2 separate regions of the Mus musculus genome follow, and region 2 is linked to region 1. A link is a loop called in an ENCODE intact Hi-C map of the cell type or tissue named here. Cell type or tissue: left cerebral cortex. All regions are shown on one strand. Links, peaks and the distances in the headings refer to the core of each region. The heading gives the core; the rest is flanking DNA.

Region 1 (7,614 bases), core at 1,298-5,297:
GCATCCTCAGATGCTACGCACATGTGAAACACATCCATAGACATAGGTAAAACACACACACACATGAAATAAAAATTCTTTAAAGAAAAACAATTTCGGTTATCAAAGCTTACAAAAACAAGTATTGGCCTTCAGCTTTAAGATGCCCGTGCTTCAAATGGGCCTAGCCTGCTAGTCCCTGTGTCTTAGGCTAAAGGAGCAACAACCAATCAGGGAAATGGTTCGTCATGGTCTTTCAAATGAGTGCTGTCTTAGTTTCTTTTCCTGTTGCTGTGATAAAAGTCTCTGGACAAAACCAACTTATGGGAGAAAGGGTTTGTTTTTAGCTCACAGTTCTGTATCTCAGACTGTCCATTACTGTGAAGAAGTTGAGACACATTATAGCCATAGTCAAGAAGCTGAGAGCAGTATAGACGAGTGCTACTACTAGTGCTTAGCGTTCTTTCTCCACGATTCTACAGTCCAGTAACCCCTCCCCAAAGGAAAATGGGCAGGTCTTCTCACCTCAGCTAACATAACCAAGATGATTCCCCCCATAGACAGCATGACCAAAGAAAACCATGGAGATGATTCTATTACTGGCAAATGGAGAAACAGGCTGTCCCTATTCTAGACAAGGGCGCAGCACAAAGGGTAAGGAACTTTAGAAGTGAAGATTTAGGAACAAAAATTTTATATATTAACCCTTCCTTTCTCCAGGTAAATAGCCAGGACTCCCTGCTCCTTTCTTCTGCATACTTGCGGGGGTGGGTGGGGGCTAGCATTGGTAGTCTTTATGATGCTCAGTTTCTATATATACATCATTATGAATGTTTCTATGACAGTTTTTGATGAGGCTAACGTTTATAGGTTACTCATAGGTAGAATGAATAAGCCAGCATATGTACTATAATATGGACAGTTACCATCTGATCACCTGAAGGTCAGATTAGAAAAAAAGACTGGTAAGCCAAACAAGTAAGAAAGAACTATCCTACAACCTAGGAGTTGTGTGTGTGTGTGTGTGTGTGTATGCGTTCCTGTGGGTAGGCAAGGCCAGAAGTCGGCTTGGTGTTTCTTCCTCAGTCATTTCTCAACCCTACTTTTTGAGACAGGGTTTAAGCCTGGAGTACAGTGTCTTAGCTAGGCTGGCTGGTCAGTGGTCTATAGGATCAGTCCATTGTCATTCCTAGCATGGGTAGGGGTGGCATTCAGATGAACTCTACCATATATGGCTGTTACATGACTGTTGGGGCTCAAAAGTCACTTTATCCATGGAATGGCCTCTCTAGTCCTGGAGCTGTGTGTAAGTAATATTTTTCGGTCTTTGGTCTTGATCTGACACATTGACACACTTTCTCAGCCTTCGGCTTGCTGGTCTTCAGACTATAGCATGACTTTTCCTGGAGTTCGTTTGCAGATCCTGGGACTGGTTAGTCTTCAAAATTGTGTGAGAAAATTTCTTAGAGCCTGTTACCCTGACACCCAGGAAATCAGGGTAGTGGGTATATAGGCTACATCATGCAGAGCAGTCACGTGCTGTGTGAACTACATATGCAAGAACAAAACCCAGGGGGAGCAGAGAAGAGACCATGTACTGCCTGATCATGGGTGCTAGGACCTCAGAGGTGGCAGCTGGAATGTATGTGCCATTCCCAGCCGTTCAGAATGAATGGGGTTTGTTTATTCACTTTCTTTTCTAGAAGCACATTTAAGGAAGGAGAGTTAAACGACGCCTGCTCGTTAGAAAGATACGTCTCAGCGTGGCGGGGAAAGTTAGGTTTTGCAAAGGGCATTACCATTCATTTAAATAAATGAGTCGTCGTGGCTCCTGTCTGTAATTCAAATGCCTGGAAGTCTGAAGTAAAAAGAGCCCTACAAGTTCAAGGCCAGCCTGGGAAGCTGTAGAGTAAGTTTAAGGCCCGCCTCGGAAGCTGTATAATGAGTTCAAGGCCATCCTGGACTACAGAATGAAAACCTGTCTCAAAAAACAAACAAACAAACGAACGAACAGAGGCTGGAAGACAGCACAGGCAGTAAAGTGCTTGCTGCACGAGATTGGGGGCCTGGATTCAGTCCGTAGAACTCACAGATAATGCTGGGTGTGGTACTTGTGTGTGTAACCCCAACACTGCAGAGGTCTCAGTGGCTAACCAGTCTAGCCATACCAGTGAACTCCAGGCCCCAGTGAGAGAACCTGTCTCAACAAAATGAGGTGAAGAGCTACTGAATAATAAATACTTTCTGCGGGTGACTGCTGGTCTCCACATATAGGAACACACGCAGGCATGCACGCACGCAGACACACACACTCAAGCACTCACATGTGCACACTTACTAAATTAATGAATAAATGCAAACATAAGTAAAAAACTGTTTGTGAGGGCCTACAGTGCGTGAGTGCTATACGACACCACCCCGGGTTTGGGGGGTGTAAAAATGGTATAAATGTTGCTGAGCATTCAAAACAAATAAAATCCTAAAGAATAAACAGGATAATTGAAAACAACAATCACTGTTATCTATGAAGACATATAAACCAGGGTAAGTTGGGAGAGTGACAGGTCCTGGGGGTAGAAAGCAGACAGCACTGTCTCCCCGAGGCTGCCTTTAGCAATCACAGCAGAGTCTCCTGACTAAGCCAAACCTGGCCACTAAGTTCATCTCCACAGCCGTGTGTGTCGGAGCCGCTATTCCTGGGCCGTATGCCTGTACAGAGGGATCGGGGTTGAAAGGTCAGCTGAAAGCTTCGGTGCTGGCCAACTGGGCTGTGTGCAAAGGCTGGGCCAAGTTTGGCTTTGGAAGCTATATTAAGCTTGCCAAATGCTGGTGAGGCAGCCCTCAGACTGGGAGCTGCGCTCCGGGCTTGGGCTCCGGAACCACGCGCAACAGAACTTTGCCCAGTTAACCAGATGACACGCTGCTAAAAGGCTTTGGTGTTAGTCACGGAGACGCAGAGACCTTGGGTGGGGATTGTTCCTGCATCCTGCCTTCTCCGCTCAGCGCTGGGTCTGTGGGAACTGGCCACTGAAGCATGCTCTTGTCGTGACCTGTGAGTACAACTCGGGAGTGTTGCGGGGAGGAAGTGCTTGCTGGGTGTGGGACAGCAGACAGGGTCTTCCGCTCTGCTCTGCTTCTTCTCTTTGCATTCCTACTGGGTTTTCCATCTTGAGGAACCAAGGAGAACTGAGCTGGCACAGAGTGGAAGGGACCGTGTGACCTTTCGCTAACCACTTCAGCTTATTTCTGTTTGAGTTTCATTTTCTCTACTGTGGGGCACAAATGCTTGCCCTGATTTTCCTAAAAGGTTTTTAATGAATGTCAAAGGAGATGTGGATTTGAAAAGTGCTTCTCGAGGTCTTTAATGTGGCAGCCAGAAGATACTGTTATTAATATTATTCTTCCATGATACATATTGAACACCAAACCAATCAGGTATAGTGTGTTGCTGAAAGGTTCCAGAGAAGTTTGTCTCAATCAGTAGTCTCAGAACCATGTCCTAGGTACTTGAGATTTTATATATATATATATACATATGTATGTATGTATATATATATATATATATATATACACATGCATATAGGACTTATATTCATGATTGAATCATATCTATATAATATATATCATATATGTGTGTATACATATATATATGCCCTACATATGATACATATGGCATATATGATTATGTGATATATGATTATATGATTCAGTCCCCTTTGGGAGCATCATAGTAGAAAGACCAATGTCTAGATACCAGCTATATATCTAAGAGACAACCTAAATACTTTATGTAGTCATCTAGGCTACATATTTCAATGTATGTGTGTACTCACACATATGCATGTGTGTGTGTATGTGTGTGTATAAAATGCTGTATACTTGTTACTATAATTCTGTTGGAAAGACTCTGAAAAGGTCCCACAAATATCTGGAGCCCCCCACTTCTTTCTCCCCTGCCAACCCACACTGCCTGACTGGGATCCTTATTGATTTGCTTCTGGTTTTGTTGTTTTTGTTTTGTTTTGTTTTGTTTTGTTTTGCTTAGTAATTTATTGACAACTGGGTCCTTACCCTCTCAAATGTTTGCATTTTTTAATAGCAAATATCTTCATAAAACTGAAAACATTATTGTTGGAGTAGACCTAAAGATTATCCAATCTGATAATAAATAGAAGTCAAACTATAACATCTTCAAAACAAAATGGTATTTGGGAGTCCAATATACATGTCCATTAAAAAAAAGTCTTGGCTAGCTGGACACAGCAGTGCTCACCTGCAGTGCCTGTGCTTGGGAGGCAGAGGCAGGAAGATCATTTCAGAGCGAGTTTGGGATGCAGAGTGAGATGCTGTCTTAAGTAACAAATCAGATTTGGTTGAAGCAAATTCAGAATATAAGAAGCCTCAACTTTTTCATAGCTAGGGAACACACATGTGTGCACGTGAGCACACACACACACACACACACACACACACACACACACAACTTGAAAACCACTGATCTAGTCCAGAGAAGAGGAAACAATCTCTGCTAAGTGGTAGGAAGGACCTGGTTAAGATCTGTAGTCAGGCCGGTCAGTGGTGGCACACGCCTTTAATCACAGCACTTGGGAGGCAGAGGCAGACAGATTTCTGAGTTCGAGGCCAGCCTGCTCTACAGAGTGAATTCCAGGACAGCCAGGGCTACAAAAACAAAAAAAAAACCAAAACCAAACAAACAAACAAACAAAAAAAACAAAAACCAAACACCAAAATCTATAGTGAGGAAGAGTAGGGCCAAACCAGCTTCCAGGTGGTAGTTGGACCCATTCCAAGATTAGCGGTGGAGTCTATACCCTAGAACACCGACACTACCCCAAACTTGGCCTGGGTGAAACATTGGAGGCTGGAGACGGCTCAGGAATGGAGCCAGTGTTCTGAAATGGCTCCAGAGGTATGCAGGAAGCATCAGCCACTGGGTCAATCTGCACAGAATAGATGAGCCAGCGTGCTCCTGTCCCAGGCACAGCGAGCCTGCGTGCAGTGGCAGGTCAGATCGCCTGCTGAATTTCAGCTCTAAAATGCCTGTTTCAGCAGAGTTGCCTCTAATGGAATGAGACAGCCAAGGTTCAGGGACTCTGGGGCCAGGCAGCTAATAGGCCTGCATTGAGGACAGCTGCCTTCCACTGCCCGCTCCCTTTGAATCCCCCGCACCACCGGTGGTCTCAGCCCACACAGGCCCCGAGCTAGCCAGAGGGTCGGATGGAGGAAAGCCACTCGTCCTGAGCACTTTGTCCCACCACCGTTGGAATTCATGGAGAAGTGGGAGGAGCTGCTGACTCAGAACGGGAAGAGAATGTGTAAAACTGCTCTGCTCCTTCATGGCTTCCGAGTCAAGGGGGTGGGGTAGGAAGCTTCAAGGACAGGTGAGGGCTCAGTGTCTCCTGCCAGCCCCAGTACCTTGGATCCAGGAGCCCGGGCACTTGGCACCAGGCAATTAGACCTAGTGTGTACCTAAGTGCGTCTTTCCCATCCTTCCTAGGTCTACTACACCCCCTGCTTCATTGGCTGAGTTTGAAAGCTATAATTCCTCTGCTCAAAATTTCCCTAATTGCCATCCTCCTAGCCAGGCAGCGGAGTCTTCAAGGCTACCACGCCCGTCTCTCAACATCACCTGCTATACACATCTACCCCGTGGGCACAGTTGCTCCATAGGTTTTGGGGCATCATACCTTCACTTTCAAAGCCTTTACCCATCACTGGTCCACCCATCTCCTACCCATTTGGGGGCAGGTTTTATCCCAAGTGCTGCCACCTTCGGGAAGTCTTCCCTGATCCCACAGCGTGTGCTCTTTCCTTCCTAAACTATCCTCCCCAATTTTACTCGGCAACTCTTTGAGACGGTGCCTGTATCTTCTTACTCTTACTTGTAGAACCTCCACAGCGTTTCAATGAACAAATGGAAAAACCATGGCGAAGCTAATTGTGTTCATATGAGAAACCTAGGAAGCCCTTCATATGAGGAGCTATGGAGATGGCTCAGTGAGTAGGAGCACAGGCTGTACTTGCATGAGGACCCGAGTTCAAATCCCCAGGAAGAAGCTAGGTGTGGCTGCAACCCCAGCCTTGTGTGGAATGGAGACAGGAAGATTGCTGGGGCGTACTTGTCACCAGCTAAGCTCCAGGCTGAGCAAGAGACCCTGTCTCAAGAGAATAACGGTGGAGTAAAGGAATAGGCTACTTGACATCTTCCTCTGGCATCTGCATATGAATAGGCATACACACCCAAAGAGTTCAGACATGTATAGCCCTTCATCCTTACACAGAATAAAGACAGGAAGACCCCCTTGGGTTGTCACATGGACTTTCAGTATTGGAGAGCAGTGATCGTGTTCTCCATAGATGGTCACAATGCACCTATCACTCTTCTATGGTCGCTGCAACCTGCATCTGCAGAGCTAGCACCTGGGTGGGAGGAAGGGGGCTGGTGGCATCTTCTTGAAATGGTGGCCTTTACTCCTAGGATCTTTCTTGGTCGCCTGAGGATTTGGGGACAAGGTCACGATCAATTTGGCAATGGTTTTCTAGCTGTGGCTTGTGACCCCCTTGGGAGGGATCAAACAACCCTTTCACAGGGGTCACATAGCAGATATCCTGTATGTCAGATACGTACATATGACTCATGATAGTAGCAAAATTACAGTTATGAAGTACAGTAATGTTTTGATTGGGGGTCACCACAACGTGAGGAACTGTACTAAAGGGTCCCAGCGTTAGGAGGGTTGAGAGCCATTTTTCTTTGGGCTCATCTGATATAAGGGCTTCTATTTTATGGATCCAAGTGTTCACTTATATCCTCTTAGGGTACTTAGGAAAAGTTGTTGCCTGGAACGTACACTGTCACGATTCATGCCATGCTGTGGTTCTTTGCCTGCAAAGGTATATGGGTATCATTGATGAAATGACAGAAAGCCCCAGTAAGAGCCGTCCTCAGACCCGCCATACGAGAAGCACCAGGCACCAGCCTGGGCACCATTTTCTCTTGAAGTTCCTAGGTGTAGAACCTCTGTATACTACAGAGAAGCAGGATAAAATACCGGGTGTGCGCTCCAGATAGGCTGGCTTAACCTAATGTAAAAGGAGGGAAAAGAGGGAAAAGAATTCTTCCATTCTTCTCTTATGTTTTTATCCATTATACAAATTAATAAAATATTTATAGCCTTTAGCCCAGAGCCTCTGTCTGTCTCCCATGCTCAATAAATATTTGCTAAGTGAATCGAAAAGCTAGTGGTTTTTTTTTTTAAAGGAACCTATTGTGGTGCTATTGTAGGTTATGTTTTTAACTAATTGTTCTTCCTATGCCAACATTTCCAGAATAAGGGAGAAATCCTACCTCTGATTCTGTTTGCACTTACGGTTACATGGTTAGACAACATAATTCGGAAGTCAGGGATTCCGTGGACCCTGTATTAGCACTCAGATATTATCCTGGTGGCTCTAGTGGATACACATGTGCAGATCCACATCAACTCCCTTTCTTTCAAGTTGCCTATACTATTGTGCGTGTGCATGCGTGTGTGTGTGTATGTGTGTGTCTGTTTGTCTGTCTCTTTCTCTGTGGGTATGTATGTGTGTGTGTGCTTATGCCTATGGAGGCCA
Region 2 (7,614 bases), core at 1,265-5,264, 180 kb before region 1:
CTAGGGAGAGTGGTAGGGAGCTGCTGGCATGTGCCCTGCCTGGCCTTTACCAACTTCAGAAGAGGTAAATAAAGAAGAATTACAAGCCATCAGCAATTTCTGAGAGAGGCCAGATCAAAGGGACAACAGGCCAGGTTTAGTGAGTGCTAATTGGGAACGAGCCCAGAGTCACTAAAATGAGTTCAGGGAGTGATGTGCAATTAGCCACCAAGTTGTATACCTGTGTGTATTGTTCTTATACGTTAACCCCTTGGCCTAAATAATTGGTCTGCTTAAGAAGCCAGCCCACCTACATCCTTTCATCATTAGTCTCTTGTCAAACACTTAGTTCTGCCTACAATTTCCCCATAATCTCAGTGGCTCTTCAGTGCTATCTGAACTATTATTGCCAGTGCACAGTTTCCACCATCTGGCTTCTTGCAAAGAACCCATAAGCCTTTTAAAGCCTTAATAACAATTCTTTAGGTGCGCTGTAACAAATCTATTGGCTTTTAACTAGAATGTTAGGGGACAGCAGCTAGAAGGGAGTGAGATAGGATCTTACAAAATCAAATTTGGAAAGCAGATCTGAAAAGGAAATGAGAGAGAGAGAGAGAGAGAGAGAGAGACAGAGACAGAGACAGAGAGAGACAGAGACAGAGAGAGACAGAGAGAGAGAGAGAATATGTATGTATGTGCTGGTAGAGGAAATATCACACATGGAGGTCCTGGATGATAAGCACTAATGTCTTTCCAGCTGTAAGTCACTAAGGGGAGTTAACACTCTGCTCTGCTTCACTCTAAGATGCCATAATTCACAGGTGTTAGATTTCATGTAGCCAACACCCCCACCAATCCATATAGCAAAGTTTTAAGCTAATCAGACTAACATGTCACCTCTTTGTGTTTGTGCATGTGTTCATGTATGTGTGGGCATGTGTGTGTGTGTGTGTTCGTGTCCACAAGTGTACATTCATGCCCATGTGTGTGGGAACCAGATAATAGAGACAGAGATACTGTGTTTCCCTTTGTCACTCTCTGCCTTTTTTTCTAGAGATAGAATCCGTTAATGAACGTGAAGCTCACTGAGTTTTTGCTAGCCTGGTTACTTGCAGTCCCATTTTCCCCCGCTTGCCCACCCCATCCTGGGGTTACATGCATGAGCAACCACACCCATCTTTTTGATGTTTGTGATGGGCATCCGAGCTCAGGTCCTCATGCTTGTGTTGCAGGTGTTCTTATCCACCGAGCCATCTCCTCAACCCCAGGACTGCTTGTTTTAATGTGCATTTATTTGGTTTCTGGTGAGAGTAAATATATCTTTGTGTGCTTGCTGCAAATGATCTGTTTCTGCCCCTGTTTCTGTTAAGGGTTCTCAATTTTCCTTTCAGTCTTCAGCTGTCTCTTGAACATTCTCGATATTATCTATAGGTTAGAATTAGAGATGGCCTGGAAGATAGGTAATCTCCCAGTTACCTCATTTGAGGAGACTGAGCCCAAATGCTGATGCTCTTCTTATATATAGAAGAGAGGCTTGAACTCAGAGCAGTTCTACCTCATCGTGTGAAGAGGAGGCCTTTTGGCAAGACAGGAATTGCAGGAAGCAGCACGGGTCGAGCATTGCTGCTCCCCTCCCCCTCCACCCATCATTCTTTCCAGGTAGAAGGGCCACTTGGCCTGACCGGTTGTTTGAGACCTACTCTGGACCAAAGAAACTCTTGCAGTCTATGAGGCCCGAAGTCCCATTATGCCCCACCCCCACAAGTCTTTCATAAAAACTGAAGAACATCATACAATGTGCACTGATGTCTACCCCCTTCTGAGGACCTAGGGATGGCAGAGACCTGAAGAACCCTGGTGCATGCAATGGGCTGCAGGCTTTACACTGAAGACAGTTTCACAAGCTGCCTGATCAGTCTTTGGAACCCACCGTCTTGATGACTTTCATTCATTTTCCAGCTGCCAATCAGAACAACAGGTGTTGCCCACACCTCTCCTCCCTTCATTGTTTAAACCTCCATGATTTAACCCTTGATATCCACCGAAATTCCTCCTCCTATGCAAAACCCTCTGATAGTCTCAAGATCTATGTCAGACATGGCTTCCTGTACAAAATACCCCATTGATTTTCCTGGGAATCCGCCAGGGGCAAAATGCCAGTGACATACAGTGGGTGATGTGAGCCCAGGCACACCACTGGAACCATGATGGCTACCCCTGCGGACGGTGGGTAAAGATTCCTCTTGGAAGAAGACAGAAAATTTCTAGACCAGGTCATCTGTTCTATTTATTTATTTATTATTTATTTATTTATTTATTTATTTATTTATTTATTTATTTGAGACAGGGTTTCTCTGTGTAGCCCTGGCTGTCCTGGAACTCACTCTGTAGACTAGGCTGGCCTCGAACTCAGAAATCCGCCTGCCTCTGCCTCCCAAGTGCTGGGATTAAAGGCGTGCGCCACCATGCCCGGCTGTTCTTTTTATTTTTAAACATCCATTTGTATCAAATGCACATGCACATCTCTATTTAGGAAGGAGGCTCTGTATACCAGTGGTTATGAAGACAGCAGCCTCCATCCCTGTTGCATGCTTCTCCCTCCTGAGAGACAGATGCTTGAAACCCACTGGAATGACTCCTGACGTCTCCACAAGATCCACTTTGGTTGCTCCTACACTACCCTTCAGTGTCAGATACCTTTGACTCCACTGAGAGGAAGCAGCTAGCTCTGCCTTGCTTCTGTGTCTTCCACACGTCCCTTTCTCCACATTTTATGGATTTCTCAGGTGTTTCTATTTTTGTCTCCAAGGTACTGTGATACTGACTTAGTGACTCGTGCTACCAGCTACCTGGCAGTCCAATCTGAACTTTGGATGGCCATCTTTTTCCTGATCTCCCCTCCGATAATTCTTCCCTAACTTCATGTTTAGCCACTCACCAAATTATGTAACGATTTCTCCTCTTTTAAAATGCATCCAGTCCTCTCTGTCTCCATGGCTACTGCTTTTGGTCAGTCTCCCTCCTCTTTCCTGTGGAAGATGCAATACTGCTAGTCTCACACCTTCCCCTGCCTGGGGCATCTCTTTTCCGACTTTTAGCCACAGTAAGGTTGAGTGAGTTTTCCTCCTCTTCCTCTTCTTTTTCTTTTTGCATTGAGGTGGATTAAAACCAGGGCAAGTATGCCAGGCAAATGCTCCAGTCCCAGAGTGAGCTCTCTAAAGCAAAAATTAGGTATCATTTTGTGGATAAAATTGTGGAGTGTGTTTCAGGAGGAAATTAAAATTCTGCATCTTCAATTCACAAACCACATGAAACTCAAGAAGAAGGAAGACCGTAGTGTGGATACTTCTATCCATCTTATAAGGTGGGGAACAAAACACCCATGGAAGGAGTTACAGAGACAAAGTGTGGAGCAGAGACTGTAGAAATGACCATCTAGAGACTGACTCACCTGGGGATCCATCCCATTTACAATCCCCAAACCCAGACACTATTGCAGATACCAACAAGTGCTAGCTGACAGGAGCCTGATATAGCTGTCTCCTGAGAGGCTCTGCCAGTGCCTCACACATACAGAGGTGGATGCTCACAGCCATCCATTGACTGAGCATAGGATCCCCAATGAAGGAGCTAGAGAAAGGACCCAAGGAGCTGAAGGGGTTTGCAGCCCATAGAAGGAACAACAATATGAACTAGCCAATACCCCCAGAGCTCCCAGGGACTAAACCACCAACCAAAGAGTACACATGATGGGATTCATGGCTCCAGCTGCATATGACCGAGTGGGACATCAATGGGAGGGGAGGTCATTTGTCCTATAAAGGCTGTATGCACCAGTGTGGGGGAAGGCCAGGGCCAGGAAGTGGGAGTGGGAGGGTTGGTGAGCAGGGGGAGGGGGGATGGGATAGGTGGAGGGGGTTTTTAGGAGGGGAAACCAGAAAAGGAGATAACATTTGAAATATAAATAAAGATAATATCCAATTTAAAAAAAGAAAATAAAATGTAATTTAAAATTTAAATTCAATAATATGTGAAAGCACTCGTACTGTTTATATGTTCATCTTTTATCTAAAATATTATTGATATAATGTTTTAATTTATTTTATTTTTAATACATTTATATTCTTTAACAATTTCACATTTACAATTTTACAGTGTTTAAATAAAATATGGTAATATTTAGGAAAAAAATTCGTATCTTGGTGAGGCATATATATATATGTGTGTGTGTGTGTGTGTTATCATAGCATTTTGTCTCCTTGGCACAAACTTTTTTACAGTAGGGTCAGAGTGGCTATGTAAAAGAATGAGTGGAAGTCACATGTGCCGTTAACTGCTTAGACGCAAACATACCATTACATTTTCTTTTCTTTAGGTTCTGTAGCTAGAAGATCCAGAAAAGACTGCCCCACCCACACAAGTAAGTGCTAAGTCAGGCTTACTTTGCAAGTGCCCGTTACTGCAGGATAGTCTGTCCCCATGGATGCGTTCCAGACTAGTCTAAGGCCTCTGTAAGGCCCTCGGGTGGTGTGGGGCTGGGGGTGGGGTGTGGGGTGTGGGGTGGGGTTGTTGCTTCTTTCTCTAGAATTGTCTGTCTCCTTTCCTTTTGTCTTTATATTCTAACCACAGCAATGTGCTAGGCTCTTGCACTCACAGCTGTTGTGTGCACAGCTCTTGTTTAGAAAGCCTTCTTGTCATCTACCTCTCTGCTCTGCCACTTTGGATAATCCTATCTTGACCTGTGAGCCACAGCTTAGATGGCTTTCCTTTCTGGAAAGCTTCTCACACTCTCTACTATATATTCTGTGTGTGTGTTCCTTCTAACGGCGTGCCTCTCTCTCACTCAGTACTTTGTTGACTTTTGTCTCCACCCAGAAGTACTGGAACCCCAATGCACCGTAGCCTTTCCAGGACCCATTAGGTAAGATGCTATGTACACTTCGTGCCATCATCTTCACAGAGAGCCTATTGTGAAAAACTGAGTCCCATTTCTTCTGTCAATACTGTTGTAGTAGTTTAATTTTCAGAGATAGTATTGATTAAAAATTTGGTGATTGGGTGAATATGATCAAAGTACATGTTATGAAATTCTCTAAGGGTCAATAAAAATACTTATAAATATCTTAGAGAAAACTACGTATAATCAGATAGAGTTGGTTTGACTTCTGGCCTTGTTAGCTATGTAACATGTAGCAAGAGATTTTACCTTGTAAACCTCAATTTCATACACAAAATGAGTAATAGTGAACCAGTAAGATTCTAATGATTTAATGATACATATGCACACATGTGTATATGCGCACAATATAATGTCTGGCTTCTAGAACTATCTAATATATTCTAGATGTAATTACTATTATTATAAAAAATGTTCTAAATGCCAGTGTGGTGTTTTGCATTGGATCATAGAACAGCAAACAGCATGAGAGGAAAACCGAGAAACTCCAGATAAGTGTGGAGTTTAATTAAGACTTCTATTTCAGCTGGGTGGTGGCACGCACCTTTAATCTAAGTACTGGGAGGCAGAGGTAGGAAGATCTTGGAGTTTGAGTCCAGCCTGGTCTACAGAGCAAGTTAGAGGACATCCAGGGCTACACAGAGAAGCTCTGTCTTGAAAAAACAAGACAAAAGATATTTCAATACACTTTAACACATATCCCACTGTAATATGAAGTAGCATTAATGGAAGTGGGATAAGTACATATGGAAACTTCCATTGAAAGTTCTTTGCAATCTCAAGTTATTCCAACACAAATATCTATTACAATGGATTCTCATGATTGATATTCATTTTATTCTCACAGTTTCCCAAGATGACATTTACCATGACTTTTGTTATATACAAAGGAAGACACAGAGGCACCACACAGAAGTGAAATAACTCACCCATGGACACTCCTTACTTCAGGATCACAATGTGGGAGTGGATGTTGGCGTGGGCTTGAGGGAAACGCAATCCCTAACTGACGGAGCCCCTGCTGTGTGTGAGGCACAATCATAGGTACTGCGTACGCAGAGAAAAGAGAGCAGCTAGTGAGAAAAGATGGCCTCCGCACTTAAGACCATCATGAGGAGTAGGAAGCCTGGATATACATAGCAATTAAATATAAAACTGGGCATAGATGTCAGCTTCTCACTCAAAACCTATGCTCTAAACCAGTGCCTAAACAAACTGAGGGGACGCGCTGCTTCGAGACCTAGAGGCGAGAATGGGTCTAGCTGGGGCTTTAGTGACACCACCTTCATTGATAGGGATTACCATCTGAACCTTCACCAGGAGTGTGATTTGATCTGGGCAACAAGCAAAGGAAAACCTGGCATGTGTCCTCGGGCCTCCATTGAGCCGCCCTTCTCTTCTCTTCCCCTTCCCATTGTGTGTGCAGCCCTGACAGTGGGACCACAGTTGTGTATACTTTGCTGCTCTGCTGAGCACTTCAGTCAGGATGATGGCTCGCAGCCCACAGAGCATCATTTTGGTGTCAGGCAGTTAACAATTGCTCCTCTTCTTACCACACCTGTGCAAACTGGAGTTTGCTACTGTCTGACTGAGTACCTCAGAAACACAAGGGTTACATCGAATAGGTGACCTGGTGGGCAAAATGTGCACAGGACTGGTTACAACACCAGGCAGTTAAGGACTCTGTTAACAGGGACATGGCTGTGCATCTCACATTTCTGTTGGGCCAAGGCATTGTGACATAGTAGTTATATCTAACTGTATTAGACGGTGAGCTTTGGTTATGTTGTTAAGTATACGCTAGGGAGATGGCTTCATGGAAGAGAGAGAATGTGGCCTCTTGCAGACAGCAGTTAAATATGCCTAGGTCTCGGTTCTCACTGGTAGGTTGTACCATTATCACCTGCTCGTTGAGATAACTGTAATATGGCATGTGAAGATAACATGGCCACACAGGGCTTTTCACTTTGCTGAAAATTGTTTACTCTTTGAGAATTCTCTTAACCCTTGGATTTTTCATCTCTCTCCTCCAGCATTTGCTTCTGGGACATAGTAGTTAAATACATGTTTACTTGCTTTAAGGGTGGGCCTTCTTGCTACTTCGATGAATCCATCAAGTTTTTTGGACTTTTTATCCCATTCTACTGAGCTCAAAACAGCACACATGGGCTGGTGGAGCAGGAAGGGACCAACCTCTGAAATAACCACCAAATATTTTATTTTACTAGAGGGCTTCAGTCTCCAAGACAGTGATGGTAAAATGGGAGGGCAAGAGAGAAATCAGGGAGCCAGACCAGGGAAGGCACAGTCGGTGGTGCTCTCTGACAGCTAGATCAGTTCAGGGAACCGACGAATGGGGCCCAAGTGTGTGTTGCTTCGAAAAATCTGGTTGGCGAATCTACTCCCAGTTTCATCTTCGGTATCATCCCCGCTCGACGTTCGGAGGGCATTCTGGTACAGCACAGCACATACACCCGTGAGCCAGGCAGCCACCGTGCCGGCAGCGAAGATGCAGAAGCCGATGAGCAGTAAGAAGATGTAGTCCTGCTGGTCCAGGTGTGTGATGCACATGTACTGGAGTGGATTCCCCACCTTCGTGATGGGCCACCCTTTCAGCTCAGCAGGCTCCGTACACGTGGCGTTCTGGGCATCTGTGAAGAGAAACACAGCAGGCGGGG

The links. Hi-C counts contacts between places; a loop is a spot of excess contacts. Peaks named below come from ENCODE experiments on the same cell type or tissue, not always from the same donor. Only the 100,000 strongest peaks of a DNase experiment are listed, where the experiment ranks them.
Region 2: a loop joins it to region 1, with 2.1 times the contacts of the local background. A loop is called at or near these places in 4 of 42 quality-filtered maps.

What each region holds. Positions count from the first base shown.
Region 1 is chr1:167,615,465-167,623,078 of GRCm38, forward strand. The region is part of intron 2 of Rxrg (retinoid X receptor gamma); the gene reads left to right. Among named protein-coding and RNA genes, the nearest start is that of Rxrg, 21 kb to the left of the region's middle. In left cerebral cortex, for the core only: no CTCF peak of the experiment used is centred there; a DNase peak (open chromatin) is centred at 2,803.
Region 2 is chr1:167,438,537-167,446,150 of GRCm38, forward strand. It overlaps Gm34207 (a long non-coding RNA gene), which reads left to right. Exons shown (of 5, transcript XR_373689.2): 2 at 4,355-4,399; 3 at 4,855-4,900. It overlaps Lrrc52 (leucine rich repeat containing 52), which reads right to left. Exons shown (of 2, transcript NM_001013382.3): 2 at 7,139-7,587. The coding sequence ends at 7,265. Among named protein-coding and RNA genes, the nearest start is that of Gm34207, 19 kb to the left of the region's middle. In left cerebral cortex, for the core only: no CTCF peak of the experiment used is centred there; DNase peaks (open chromatin) are centred at 2,971 and 4,387.